2 separate regions of the Homo sapiens genome follow, and region 2 is linked to region 1. The links are chromatin contacts, found by Hi-C or POLR2A ChIA-PET in ENCODE. All regions are on one chromosome and are shown on one strand. Each heading gives the region's core, a stretch centred on a gene start or an enhancer-like site at or near the end of the contact. The rest is flanking DNA. Distances are from core to core; before and after follow the strand shown. Region 1 holds the start of WDR6 (WD repeat domain 6). Region 2 holds the start of PLXNB1 (plexin B1).

Region 1 (3,924 bases), core at 1,416-3,915:
TGAGATGGCTTAAGGGACTTCCAGGGGAGGTGGGTAGGGGCAAAGCTTGTGGCAGGCCTAGGGTCCACCTTGGCCAGCTCCTTCAGATCACCACCTTGCCTGGGGCTGCCCAGCCAAATGCCTGCTGCCCACCAGGGTGCTGCGCCTCACTCGCCTGTCGCCTGAGATCGTGGAGCTCAGCGAGCCGCTGCAGGTTGTTCGATATGGTGAGGGGGGCCACTACCATGCCCACGTGGACAGTGGGCCTGTGTACCCAGAGACCATCTGCTCCCATACCAAGCTGGTAGCCAACGAGTCTGTACCCTTCGAGACCTCCTGCCGGCAAGTATCTCCCAACTGGGGGCTGCCTTCAATCCTCAGACCAGGAACACCCATGACACAGGCACAGCCCTGCACTGTGGGCGTGCCCCTTGGCATGGGGCCAGGAGATCACTGGGTTATCCCGGTTAGTGATGCCCTCACCTCTCCCCACAAGTTGTTTACCCAATGGCTGGAAAGGGGTGGCTACTGGTCATCGTGACCACTGGAGTCAACACAGACTGATGTACCCACAGACACCAAAACTTGCCCCCTGAGTTCTGAAGCAAGGGGCAAGGCTGGGCCCCTAGCTTGTCCTGCCCATTCCTCCAGGTGTTGATCTTGATTCCACTTAGAGAAGCTGAAGCTGTGCCTCCCTCCCCTGTCAAGCCAGTTCTTTCCTCTTCAGGTGGCTGTTCTGGCCCAGCCCCTTCCCATCCCCAAGGAGCCCTTCAGCGCGCCCTGTTGCTTCTGCTAGCCTACCTTTCCCTGCCAGGCCCTTGCTCAGGGCCATGGCATTTAACTAAGTGCACCTGTGATCTTGGCCAAAAAACCATTGCAACTCACAGTAAGAGACTGGGTTTCGGGGAAGGAGGGGCTAGGGACATTTTGGCACTGGCCTGCCCTATTGTCTCCCATCCTAGTCTGTCCTGGTCCCTGGCAACAGGAACCTGGGCAGCTTATCCTGCCCACAGGTAAGCCCCTGGGAGCATCCACAACTGGGGACCTGCTCAGTGCCCCCCCTGCCTTACAGCTACATGACAGTGCTGTTTTATTTGAACAACGTCACTGGTGGGGGCGAGACTGTTTTCCCTGTAGCAGATAACAGAACCTACGATGAAATGGTAAGGGTCAACTGGGCTATTACTCTTGTGGGCTGGCAGGGGCTTAGACAAGTGAAGTACACACCTCTCCAGGTCTAAGGATGTGGGCCCAAATTATTCCTTGGGCATATCTGGTTGGTTTCCCTTTGGTCACCCTTGGCTGGCCTGGCCATAGAGTGGGGACAGGTTGAACACCCCACCACCCTGCTGCCCACAGAGTCTGATTCAGGATGACGTGGACCTCCGTGACACACGGAGGCACTGTGACAAGGGAAACCTGCGTGTCAAGCCCCAACAGGGCACAGCAGTCTTCTGGTACAACTACCTGCCTGATGGGCAAGGTGAGGGCCTATGGCCAGGCCTGGGGGGGGTGCCCTGAGTACAGCTTCCCTTTACCCAGCCCCCGTCTGCCACAATGGAGGGCTGTTTCTGGCTGCTTTCCAAATAGTTTTCTGCTCCTGGTGCCTCCCAAAGGCCATCCTTAGTGACTTTAGCAGACTGCCCCAGGACCTGTACTGCTTATTGGGTTATATCCATCCCTATCATTCCCTGATGCCCCAGCCTTCCTACTCCCTGGGGCTTGGGACACATGTCCCTTGCTAACCCAGGATGGGAAGGGATATGGACAGGCCCAACAGCAAGAAAGCTGGTTTCAGAGGGCCAGTAGTGTTGACTATACATTAGTGGGCTGAGATGAGGAGCCTCCAAGGAAGCTTTAGGTCTGGGTGTTTGCTACACAAGGAATGCATAGCTGGACCCACCTTGGTCATGCTCTTGGTGCCTATGAGGCCAAGCTCTGGCCAGCCCAGCCTAGGATCTCACGTCACCCTCCTCTTCTAGGTTGGGTGGGTGACGTAGACGACTACTCGCTGCACGGGGGCTGCCTGGTCACGCGCGGCACCAAGTGGATTGCCAACAACTGGATTAATGTGGACCCCAGCCGAGCGCGGCAAGCGCTGTTCCAACAGGAGATGGCCCGCCTTGCCCGAGAAGGGGGCACCGACTCACAGCCCGAGTGGGCTCTGGACCGGGCCTACCGCGATGCGCGCGTGGAACTCTGAGGGAAGAGTTAGCCCCGGTTCCCAGCCGCGGGTCGCCAGTTGCCCAAGATCAGGGGTCCGGCTGTCCTTCTGTCCTGCTGCAGACTAAAGGTCTGGCCAATGTCTTGCCCCACCCCGCCAGCCGCGATACGGCGCAGTTCCTATATTCATGTTATTTATTGTGTACTGACTCCATCTGCCCCGTCAAATAAAAAACCACAAGGTTCGAGCCGCCGGGCCCGACAAACTCCGGGTCGGCGAAACAGAGTCCGCGATAGGTGCAGCGGGCTGGCAGCTGGGAGCGCCCCGCAAGCGTCACGTGAGGGGGCGAGGGGCGGGATGCCCCTCCGCGGGCCCCGCCAATGATGAGCTGGATTGCGTGGGACGAAGGGTCGTCATTGGACAACCGCCGCGGGCGCCCTGGTCTCTGCTACCTGTAGCTGAGGGCGCTGTTGATGGGCAGCGCGGCGCGCTGGGAAGGCTCGTTCTCGCGAGAGTTCAGCTCCCTTCTTAGCCGTGGCTGCCTCAGCACCTCGAGGATCGACATGGACGCTCTCGAGGACTACGTTTGGCCGCGGGCAACCTCGGAGCTTATACTCCTCCCAGTGACGGGTCTGGAGTGCGTGGGGGACCGGCTGTTGGCGGGTGAGGCTTGGCTTGAGGCACGCCTGGTGGAAAGGGGGAAAGAAACAGCGCCTCCCAGGGGCGGTGCCACAGGGACAAAAGGGGTGCCCTGAGGAGAAGGACGGGCAGCAGGTTGAGGCCGATCGGAGGTGGGAAGGGAGCCCCGGAGATGGCGGGGACGAGGGCCAACCTGAAGAGGGCGGGGCCCGAGAGACAAAGCTGATGTGGCCGCCGCGGCGCTTCATAAACTTCAGCCCGCGTGGAAAGGGCGGGTGGAACCGCGGGAGGGTGCAGGGGAACGCGGCCGCGCGGAGGCGGAGGCGGAGGCCCGGGAGCTGAGGGTTGAGGGGGTGTGCTCCCTTCTAGGAGATGGGCGGGGGCTTGGCCTCTCCGAAGGAGACGGGGCCGAGCTGGGGGGGGCGGAGGGAGGAGGAGGAGGAGGAGGCGGAGGCGGCCCCGGCCCCTCAGGGGGTGTGGCCTCTTGGGGAAGGCGGGGCCGGGAGAGGGCAAGGGTGTGGCCTCTCGAGGGCGGGATGAGTCTCTTCCCCCTAAGGTGGGGGTGAAGATCCTCTGAGGAGGGTGGCGTCGCGGAAAACGGCGGATAAGACCTTTCCGAGTAGGGGGCGGTGCCCGGGGAAGCAGGGGCTGAGACCCCCTCCTGAGATGGTTGAGGTCCAGGAAATCAGGTGTGGAGGTCCCTCCAAGGAGAACCGGGTCGCAAAGGACAGGCGAGGCCTGGGACCTGAGGTGTCAGAGTCCAGGCTGGTCTCGAACAGTCATTACATGAAGCCACTAATGACCCATGTTGGTGCTGCTGAGTTGTATAAGGGTCCTGAGGCAGGGCCTTGGCGGTCAGGCCTTGAGTGAGTTGCCACCAGTCCTAAGAGGGTGTGTGTATGGGGTGGGGATGATCCAGTTTTGATCTGGTGTGGGGGTTCTTGGAGCGCGGAGTTCCTACCGCGAGCTAAACTCCTAAGGCTCCTTGAGGGGGAACAACGAAGCAGAAACTCAAAGAACCACAAGAGTGAACTAGGAAAAGGGGTGAGTTCCTGGCAAGAGGGTAAGCATGCCAAAGGCCTTGAGGCTGGAAGAATCTGTCATTTTGGGGGAAGGAGGGAATTCTTGTGAAGTTAGAGCAG
Region 2 (3,364 bases), core at 769-3,268, 580 kb before region 1:
GGCCCCAGCAACTTACACAGACTTCAGCACAGACCAGATGCTCCCTGTATGGTGAACGAACCCCCATTTCACACCCAAGAAAACCCAACAAGTAGGGGAGATAGGGGGCCCACAATCCCTCCAAGCCACTTGGTCTCTCAAAGGGAACACATTGGCCCCACTTTTATTAATGACCAGGCCAGGGCAGACTGAAAAGGCTGATCTAGAACCAGACCTCACATCCCCAACTTACACAGCCAGGATCTCCTGCCCATTCCCAATATCTGAGGCCCTGCTCAGACTCACAGCCAAAGCCTAACTCTGCCTGTGCCCAGTGCTCCCCCACACATGCCCTGGAGTCTCTTCTGGGGCCACCCTACTCTGAACCTTTTCAGGGGGCGCAAGACTGCCCAACTTCTGTCTGTAGAGCAAGCACCTCCCGGACCCCCGTGGAGCTGTCCTCGACAACAAAAGGGGCTCACAAACCCCGCCATTCCGCACCTGCAGAGGGGCCATAGGACAGCCCACATTTGCCTTGCCTGCCAGTTAGTGGGAAACCGGCCTTCCCGTTTCACCCTCCTGCTCAGCTCCCAGGGTTCACTACAGAGGTGAGTTATTCATTGACAGTGCAGTGGTGCCCGCTGCCCGCCCTGTTTTCTGTGTGTTGAGGAGGGGTGGGGAGATCCACCATTTACCAGGCACCTGCGATGACCCAAGGCGCTCATCGATCACCCACTTAATATGTCTGTGTGTGGAGAGGAGGGTCCCCCCCACCCGCCCGGGGGTCAGGAGGCTCGAGGTCCGCCTTTGTCAGTCCCACCGGGAGCAGCCAGAAAGGGCTGTTACTACTGAGGGGAAGCCCCGACCTCCCCACTCGGCTCGTCCTTGACCCTCCCCAACCCCCAGACCCCGAGGCGAGGACCCCATCACTGGCCCTGGGAGGGCGGGGAAGGGGCCGGCCGGTCCCCGGCGGCGACGGCGAGGAGGGGGCGCGGAGGAGCAGCTCCACCTCCTCAGTCTCCCAATCGCGTTCCAGGCGGAGTCGCCAGAGTTTCCCTTCGCGCGGAGAAGTGTGGTCCCAACTCTCAAAACCAAAGCCGCCCACCACTCACCCAGGCCGCCCCTGCCCGGCGGGATCGGGGCCCCGGCCCGTTCCACCTCGGGAGCCCCGTTCCTCGCCGCCCTGGCCCCGAGCCCCGCACTCACCACCCGGCCGGGCCCCGCGGGATGTGCGCGCCGAGGCGGGCGTCGGCCGCTCCGGGCTCGGGCTCCGCGCGCAGCGGCCTCTCCCCGGGTCTGGCGGAGCCGCAGCTGTTACCCGGAGACCGAGGGGCGGAAAACTGCGCCCGCTGCCCGCCCCTCCCGCGCGGCGCTGCCACCGCCGGGAACAAAGGAGACAAAGCCGCGTCGGCCGGGCTCGTCTCCGCTCCTTCCCCCTCGCCTGCCGGGCTGCCCTCCCCCCGCCCGCCGCCCGGGCCAGGCCGGAAGCAGCCCGGAGAGCCGGGCGCGCGGCCCCGAACCGCCCGGGACCCCGCATTCCAGCCCCGCGGGCTCCGCATCGGCCGAGGGCTGGGGACCCGACCCCTCCCGCACGGGGGAGGGCGGGGGCGGGCTGCACCGCGGCGGTCGCCATGGCAACGCGGGTCGCCCGGAGGGGTGAGGAGTGAACCCCGGGAGCCAGAGCCGCCCCGCCCCGTCGGCCTCACCTGCTCGCCTCCTTGGAACCGGAACTGGGAACTTTCCTGGTTGCCAGGAGCCGAGGCGGGGGGTCGCGCTCCGCACCCGCAGGTGCTGGTGGAACAGCGTCCCGGCCTCTTCCCGCCCGTCCAGAGCCGGGTAGCACCCGAGTCCCTCACCAGCCCGACCCGTTCTTCTGCCAGCGCCCGGCCTCGCCCCGCGCCCGGAGCTCCCTTTCCCTTCCTTACCCGGCTCCGGTGGTCATCCTCCCCAACTTTCTTTACCTGAACTCCAAGGCGCCTTGTTTCTCCCCTGCGCACCTGGCCCTGCCCACCGCCCCTGCTCACCGCCCCTGCTCCCACTACTCCCCAACAGCCAATCCCTCCTTCCGGCCCCCACCTCTGGCTGTTTGAGAAGAGCATGGGCTTTGGACCTGGGCTTGCGCCATCAACTAAACCATGTAACCTGACACCAACCCCCCCCAGCCTATTTGCTCACCAGTAAGTGGGGGTGATCCCACCTCTAGCGGGGCTGTGAAGGCAGGGAACCTGGGCTGCAGAGGCGCACAAGCAAGGGCTCACTTCCTTCCTTTCTTCCCAGCCCAGGACCCAGACCTGGACCCACCCCAAGCTGAGAAGCGTTGGGCAAGTCTGGGCTCCCTCACTGGCAAACACCTGGGCCTTCTGCGGGAGGAAACGCTGGCAGAAAGGTTCTCTCCTGGGGACCATTTGTACCCTGTGCAGGGCCCTTCACACCCTGGCATGCCCACGGCTAACTCAGGACCAGAACCTGGCCCATCCTATTAGGACTTTTGGAGGACTTTGGCTCAAAGCCATTGGCACAGCTTCCTGGGAGGCAAAAACGTCACAGGCATCATCTGAAAGCCTCCAAGGCCTCCACAGGCTAGGGGAGCCTCAATCAGGAGGTTCAGGTCATCCACACTGGCTACTGCCCTAGAGCTAGAGACACCCTCTTCCCACCTCCCACCAGCTATCAAGGGTCTCCTGTCAGGTCACCCCTTTTCCTCCACTCCCACTTCCAGCACCTGAGTCCAGGTGCTTAGCACCTTGTCTGCACCAGCATAGCAATCCCTCCCTGGATCCCTCACCCTTAGCCTCTGACCTCAGACTGCCAACCTGGCACCCCGGGCCTGTGACATCATTCTGCACAACTCCCCCACACCCATCACCACCCCAGCCAGGACAGTCTGCCCCAGTCCCTCACCCACTTTGGCTTTCCTGCCTATGTAGCTTGTAGCAGCCCCCTCCACATGCACAGAATCCCTCCCTCCCCAAATCCATTCATCCAAGCACACACTTCAGGACCTATCTCACCCCAGAGGAAACTGGGACTTCCAAACCCCACAACCCCTTTCATCTGTACACAGATACGCTACCTCCTGCCCTACAAGGAATGTGAACACTCTAAGCACAGGGGTCTTTCCATCCCATGCCATTCTGGGGAGCCATTACTCGCCAAGGATAGATTGACTGAGGGACCAGGTGCTGAGAACCTGGGGTGGGGGGCATTTGGGCCATGCTCACTGCCCAAGACTGAACACAGGCTCCAAGAAGAAAGTATGCCTTATGGGAAACACTCCTGACTCCACAGGCTCTGAGAGCTCTGCACAGGCACCAGTGAACGAGTCCCCACCTGCGGCCCCCCTGCATATAGCTACCCTGCGCTCTCAAAGGGGAGTGGGTTCTCT

What was found. A loop is a pair of places that touch in the nucleus more often than their neighbours do. ChIA-PET counts read pairs that join two places held with the same protein, here RNA polymerase II (POLR2A). Pooled maps may share reads with other maps.
Region 2: a loop to region 1 is called in a pooled map, with 3 times the contacts of the local background. The contact joins the promoter of PLXNB1 here to the promoter of WDR6 in region 1. A Hi-C loop is called at or near these places in 1 of 50 pooled maps. POLR2A ChIA-PET finds 5 or more read pairs at or near these places in 2 of 52 experiments (WTC11 and activated T-cell).

Annotation. Positions count from the first base shown.
Region 1 is chr3:49,004,726-49,008,649 of GRCh38, forward strand. It overlaps WDR6 (WD repeat domain 6), which reads left to right and starts at 2,666. Exons shown (of 6, transcript NM_018031.6): 1 at 2,666-2,806. The coding sequence starts at 2,707. It overlaps P4HTM (prolyl 4-hydroxylase, transmembrane), which reads left to right. Exons shown (of 9, transcript NM_177939.3): 6 at 136-321; 7 at 1,052-1,142; 8 at 1,339-1,462; 9 at 1,962-2,428. The coding sequence ends at 2,182. RefSeq lists an enhancer at 1,444-2,432 and silencers at 2,571-2,620, 3,161-3,340.
Region 2 is chr3:48,428,068-48,431,431 of GRCh38, forward strand. It overlaps PLXNB1 (plexin B1), which reads right to left and starts at 2,019. Exons shown (of 38, transcript NM_001130082.3): 1 at 1,941-2,019. RefSeq lists silencers at 973-1,052, 1,133-1,732 and an enhancer at 1,973-2,966.